Regions from separate parts of the Homo sapiens genome. Here region 1 is linked to region 2. Evidence: chromatin contacts called from ENCODE Hi-C or POLR2A ChIA-PET data. All regions are on one chromosome and are shown on one strand. Each heading gives the region's core, a stretch centred on a gene start or an enhancer-like site at or near the end of the contact. The rest is flanking DNA. Distances are from core to core; before and after follow the strand shown.

The links. Hi-C counts contacts between places; a loop is a spot of excess contacts on that map. ChIA-PET counts read pairs that join two places held with the same protein, here RNA polymerase II (POLR2A). Pooled maps may share reads with other maps.
Region 1: a loop to region 2 is called in a map of B cell, with 6 times the contacts of the local background. The contact joins two enhancer-like sites. A Hi-C loop is called at or near these places in 11 of 168 maps with a recorded cell type or tissue (B cell, CD14-positive monocyte, GM12878 and 4 more), 33 of 37 single-sample maps with no recorded cell type and 15 of 50 pooled maps. POLR2A ChIA-PET finds 5 or more read pairs at or near these places in 3 of 52 experiments (OCI-LY7, T-cell and activated B cell).

The regions. Positions count from the first base shown.
Region 1 is chr6:163,754,771-163,757,511 of GRCh38, reverse strand. All of the region lies in intron 1 of LOC124901499 (a long non-coding RNA gene), which reads right to left. Among named protein-coding and RNA genes, the nearest start is that of QKI, 340 kb to the right of the region's middle. Within about 2 kb of position 1,256, at least 4 of the 41 ENCODE cell types and tissues checked have a DNase peak (open chromatin) inside an H3K27ac peak, as active enhancers do; they include OCI-LY7, where a contact is called at or near this core.
Region 2 is chr6:163,707,304-163,710,003 of GRCh38, reverse strand. No RefSeq gene overlaps it. Among named protein-coding and RNA genes, the nearest start is that of QKI, 290 kb to the right of the region's middle. RefSeq lists an enhancer at 1,551-1,670. Within about 2 kb of position 1,273, at least 7 of the 41 ENCODE cell types and tissues checked have a DNase peak (open chromatin) inside an H3K27ac peak, as active enhancers do; they include OCI-LY7, where a contact is called at or near this core.

The DNA.
Region 1 (2,741 bases), core at 7-2,506, 48 kb before region 2:
GAGAGATCAGCCAGGTCAAATGCTGAGAGTATGAAATGAAGGCTGAAAATGCCCATCACACATGATGATGTGGAGATACCTACTATTTTGTTAATATGATATTAGCAGGATACAAAGTTGAATGCATTGAGGAGTGAAGAGGAAATGAAAAAATTGGGCTAGTTACGCTCAACAAAATAGAACAAAAGACCCTATTAAAAAATGAACAAAGAATAGATATTTCTGCAAAGAAGATATACAAATAGCTAACAAGCACATGAAAAGATGCTCAATACCACTAATCATTAGGGAACTGCAAATCAAAACCACAGTGAGATACCACTTTATCCCATTAGAATGGCCACTACTGGAAAAAGAGAGAAATACAAAATAATAACTGTTAGCAAGGATGTAGAGAAATTAGAATCTTTAAGTGCTGTTTGTGGGAATGTAAAATTGTATAGCTACTATGAAAACAGTACGGAACTTCCTAAAACATTAAAAATAGAATTACCACATAATCCAGTAATCCCACTTCTGGGTGTGTACCCAAATGAATTAAAAGCAGGGCCCTGAAGAGATATGTGTACATCCATGTTCACAGCAGCACTATTTACAATAGCAAAAAGACAGAAGCAACCCAAGTGTCCATCACTGATGAGCGAATGGATACACAAAATGTAGAAATGTAGTGTATATACAGCCGGGCACGGTGGTTCATGCTGTAATCCCAGCACTTTAGGAGGCTGAGGCGGAAGGATCACAAAGTTAGGAGATCAAGACCATCCTGGCTAAGACGGTGAAACCCCATCTCTACTAAAAATACAAAAAATTAGCCGGGCGTGGTGGTGAGCGCCTGTAGTCCCAGCTACTCAGGAGGCTGAGGCAGGAGAATGGTGTGAACCTGGGAGGTGGAGCTTGCAGTGAGCCTTGGCACTTCACTCCAGCCTGGGCGACAGAGTGAGACTCCATCTCAAAAAAAAAGAAAAAAAAAGAAAAGAAAAGAAATATACGTGTGTGTGTGTGTGTGTGTGTGTGTGTGTGTGTGTGTACACTACTATGGAATATTAGCTCCAAAAAAGAAAACTTTGACACATGCCACAACACGGATGAGCCTTGAGGACATTAAGCTAAGTGAAATAAGCCAATCACAAAAAGACAAATACTGTAAGAGTCCATTTACATGAAGTATCCAGAGCAGTCAAATCAGAGAGAGAAAGCAGAATGGTGGCTGCCAGCGGCTGGAGAAATGGGGAAGGGAAACTTGTTGCTTCATGGGTATAGAGTTTCAGTTCTGCAAGATGAAAAGAATTCCGGAGATCAGTTGCACAGTAATGTGAATACACTTAATACGGCTGAACTGTTTACTCAAAAATAGTTATGATGGTAAAATTTTTTGTTATGTGTATTTCACCACAATTTTTTAAAACTCAGCTATGAAAATGTAACCCTTATATGTGGGTAGAATAAATCACATGTTTTAGTAGCTAAAAAGAAATACTCGGCTAATTATTGTATACACTTCTTTCAAGGAATTTGGTGTAGAAGAAAAAAGAGATCAGGTGGTAACTGAAAGACAAATGTGAGATTAAGAGAAATTCATTTCTTCTATAAATACGGTAGAAGCTCAAGCATATAGAAATGATGATAGGAATGAACTGGGAGGGGGGAAATTTAGAGCAGGAAAGAATAATCAATATTGAGACATCTCTCAGAAGTGGGAGGAGATGCAATCCAGAACACAGATAGAAAGATGAGGCTTGGCCAAGAACACAAACACCTCCTCTAAGTGCAAAGAGAGGGAATGAGGCTGGGAGGAAGGAATGAGGTATTCAGTCAGGTATATTGATTTGGGAGCAGAACGTTGAAGGGTTCTAGTCTAAATGCTTTAATTTTCTTAGAAAAGAATCAGGGTTCTCTTCTGAAAAGACAGGTATTGATGAGGCTTTAGAATTTCCAAAATAGTAAAGAAAGTTCAAAATAGTCATTAAGAGCACAGGAGAACATCCTGGCCAGGGAAATACGGTAGGATTGCTCGGCAGGATGGAGCCCCCATTCAAGGCTGGTATCTTATGAGTTTATCAGGATTCTTATCTGCCCTATTGTGTGGTTTTCTCTGACCTCCTGGGATACCTGGGTACAGGTACAGAGAAAATGTATTGTTGAGTTCGTCCAGAGTTGGGGTTTTGACAAATTTGCCGAGGGACGGGGAGATGATTTGGTAAGACCTAATGTTGAGGAACCAAGGAATCTAAGGTACATATGGAGAGAAATAAGGAGAGACCAATGGATGAGGAAAAGGTTAAAGAATGAATGAACAGGGGGTTCCGAGGGCCAGAGATGGTTTTAGTGGAAGTAGCTGATCAGGCAGCTGGAATGGTTAAAAAAAAACGTGTAGCAAGAGAGAGGAACATGCATATTAAGAATCTTGGCAATGACACTGCATCAAGTTGGTGGGGCGGGGTGGGGGACACATGACAAAGTGGGGGAGTGGCCACATGTGGGGCACCAAGAGGACAGGCCATCAAGCGCATGCTGAAGGCACCCAGGAAGACGGCAGAACCAGGGTGGAGAGAAGACAGAAAACCAAGTGACAAAGCCTTCATTTGTTAGGGAAAAAGGAGGGGTGCTTTTTACAGTTTTATTCACAACATTTGCTATTATGGGTTGCATCGTATCCCCCGAAAATTCCTATGTTGAAGTCCTAACCCCCAGCAACTCAGAGTATGTCCTTATATGGAAATACAGTCATTGCAGATACA
Region 2 (2,700 bases), core at 24-2,523:
TGAGACGTGGGGGCTCCATTGACTGAGCTGCCTAAGTACACGCTGCTGCCTTCCATCCTGCACCCCTTCCCTGCTTGGCCACAGTCAGAGCCAAACTGGAATGAACTGCACTGAAGAGAGAAGTGGCTGCCTCCCCTCCCTCCCTGGGCCACAGCCCTGGCTTCCTCTCCTACAGGAAGGGAGGTAAAGCCGCTCCTTATGAAGGATGTGGACTCAGGAGGGGCCACACACAAAGGGGAGCCTGTCACATGGGGGGAGCAAGTCAGGATGTTACTAACAATCAAAAGCTTCCTTCAAAGGTTCCTGTTTAATTAAAAATTTCAAAGCGTAGGACTTCCAACCTGCTGGTCTCCCCAGGACACCCTGAGGGTCTCAGGGGAGGGTGCACTCAGACAGATGGTGCCTCCCCACCCTATCAGCCACCCCGGCCTCTCTCCTCAGTATCTCCAATATAGGGTTACCTCTTAGGTGGTCCTAGAGAACATTTTATTCTAGTGGTCACCTGGCTGAATGCACAGACGTCCCCTGGGACATCTTGCTGGCGCAGAGAGGGGGGCCTGAGGATACCATCACGGGCAGGCACCGTTCCCAGGACAGGGAGAGAGGAAGCAGATTCGTGCCCTTTCTTCATGGTGGGCTCATCACTGAACAGAAAGGAAATCACTGTCAGTCACTCCAGCTGCCAACCTGGGTCTCCCTTCTGCTGCTGCTGGGTAGCAGGCAGTTTTGGTGACCCCAGGTCATGCACCCAGGGGGATTTATTGCCAAGGTTCCTGGAGGACATCTGCCCCCACTGTTCCCTTTGGAGCGTCTCAGTAAGAGAACCCGTAATGTCTAAAAATAGTGCATGTCAAACTTCATAAGGTTCTAGAAAGAGGCCTAAGTATAGTTATCCACTAATAAATTAAGCCGATTTTGAGAAAGATTAGCTATAGGGGGCCTTCTCAAGATTTGATTACGAAGATAAAGTGCTGTATTAAAATATTACAGACTATTTGTAAAGCAGTATGGCACATAAAATGAATCTCAAAATAATAGTAAACATTTAAATAGCATGGATCTTTTTGCCTTGTATTTTATAATCATTTTTCAATCCTTATTATACTAAAAGCCCAGGATTCTCATTTTGTGGATATGGGGAAAAAAAAAAAAAAGCAAGTCTAAGCAAATAACAAGAAATCTGGTTTCACAACTCCTAGCCCAGTTAAGTTCTCGGGACAGAATGAGGTCCAACGTGGTCAACAAACATGACATCATGCCACCCACGAGCTGGACACGCGACACCTGGGGCTCCAGCTGGCCATGCAAAAGGGTGAGGTCTCCATCCCTCCTTCCGTGACAAAAGTAAGCTCTCCTTTCTGAAGAGCCCTCAAGCCAGAGACTGAACCCCCAAATAAAAATACAACAGAGGTCAGCTCTGAGAAACCAAAATGACTCATCACCTCACCTCCTGTCCTAAGTCCCTGGCTTCTCACACTCTCCCCTCTTGACTGTGTTTCGAGGCAAGGAAAATACCTATCATTGCCAATTATGGAACCTGTTACCAATGAAGGCCACCTTGGCTGCAAACTTATCTTTGATATGGGACATTCTCCATTGCTTGTGGTGGAGAGAACAGACCCTTTTCCCTTCTATGGTAATATGCCCCAATGGAGGTTTTCCACCACGTGAATAATCTAGACGACAGGTTTTCTGTGTAGCATCTTATGCCAATCTACGTCCCTCGTGCACAGCTTTGGAGAAGGGTCCATAGCTCTGTCTAGAGGCCCGTCCACCCTGAGCCCAGAACATCTCCATCCCTCAGGCGGCCGCCTGCAGCAGTGCAGCTGGAGGAAGTAAGTATTTTAGAGCATGTTTTCATACCTTGCTACTAGAGAAGTGGCAAAGCACTCTTGTTTTTGAGAAGTGATAACCTCTTAGAGATGAAAAAGGAAAAAGCTAAGGGGAAGCACTGAGCTGGGGAAACTCTTACAAATCAAGAATCTTATAGCAGAAGAGTTTTGCTTCTTTTGGAAACTGAATCAGTGTCACTAGTGGAATTACACCCCCGTGGGGGATGGGGGGGCACTGTTGTCTGGCAAACAGTGCAAGTCATTTGTCACACCTAAACACGACTAGGTTACCCTCAGCTACACCGTGTCTCCCACCGTGTGACCTGTGATTTCTTCCTGCTCTCCTTTCCATCTGTGTCCATAAAGACTTGGAGTGAGATCCGGTTTGCTTTTCTGCCTCCTCTGTCCTATTTGCCAGAGAAAACATTCTGGAATTCCTCCCAGGAACCTTCCCCCAGTGGTTTCTGTCCAGCCATCCGCATTCTGTCCTTTGGGGAAATATTTCTCCTACCATTCTGCACCAGCAGGTGTGCTAACGTAAGCCTGTGCACGAGCACCACTTTGCCTGAAGATCACATCTGTCACAGGAGTGTCTGTTCTGTGGACAACACTGAGGAACGCCTCTCTTTCCTCATGCCAAGCCACTAGCCCTCCACAGACACTTTCTAAAAACTGCCACCCACATCACAAATGGCTGCTTTTACTTCTCTCTCTACTCTCCCAGCTCGTTTTAAATGCTCCAGCTTAAATTTATCACATGTCCTCACTGGAGTTTACGGATAGCTTCTAATGTACCCTAATTCTAGAGTTATGGGAGAGAGGAGCAAATAAAGTACAGGATGTGGCTAAACCAATTTGTAAAAGGAAA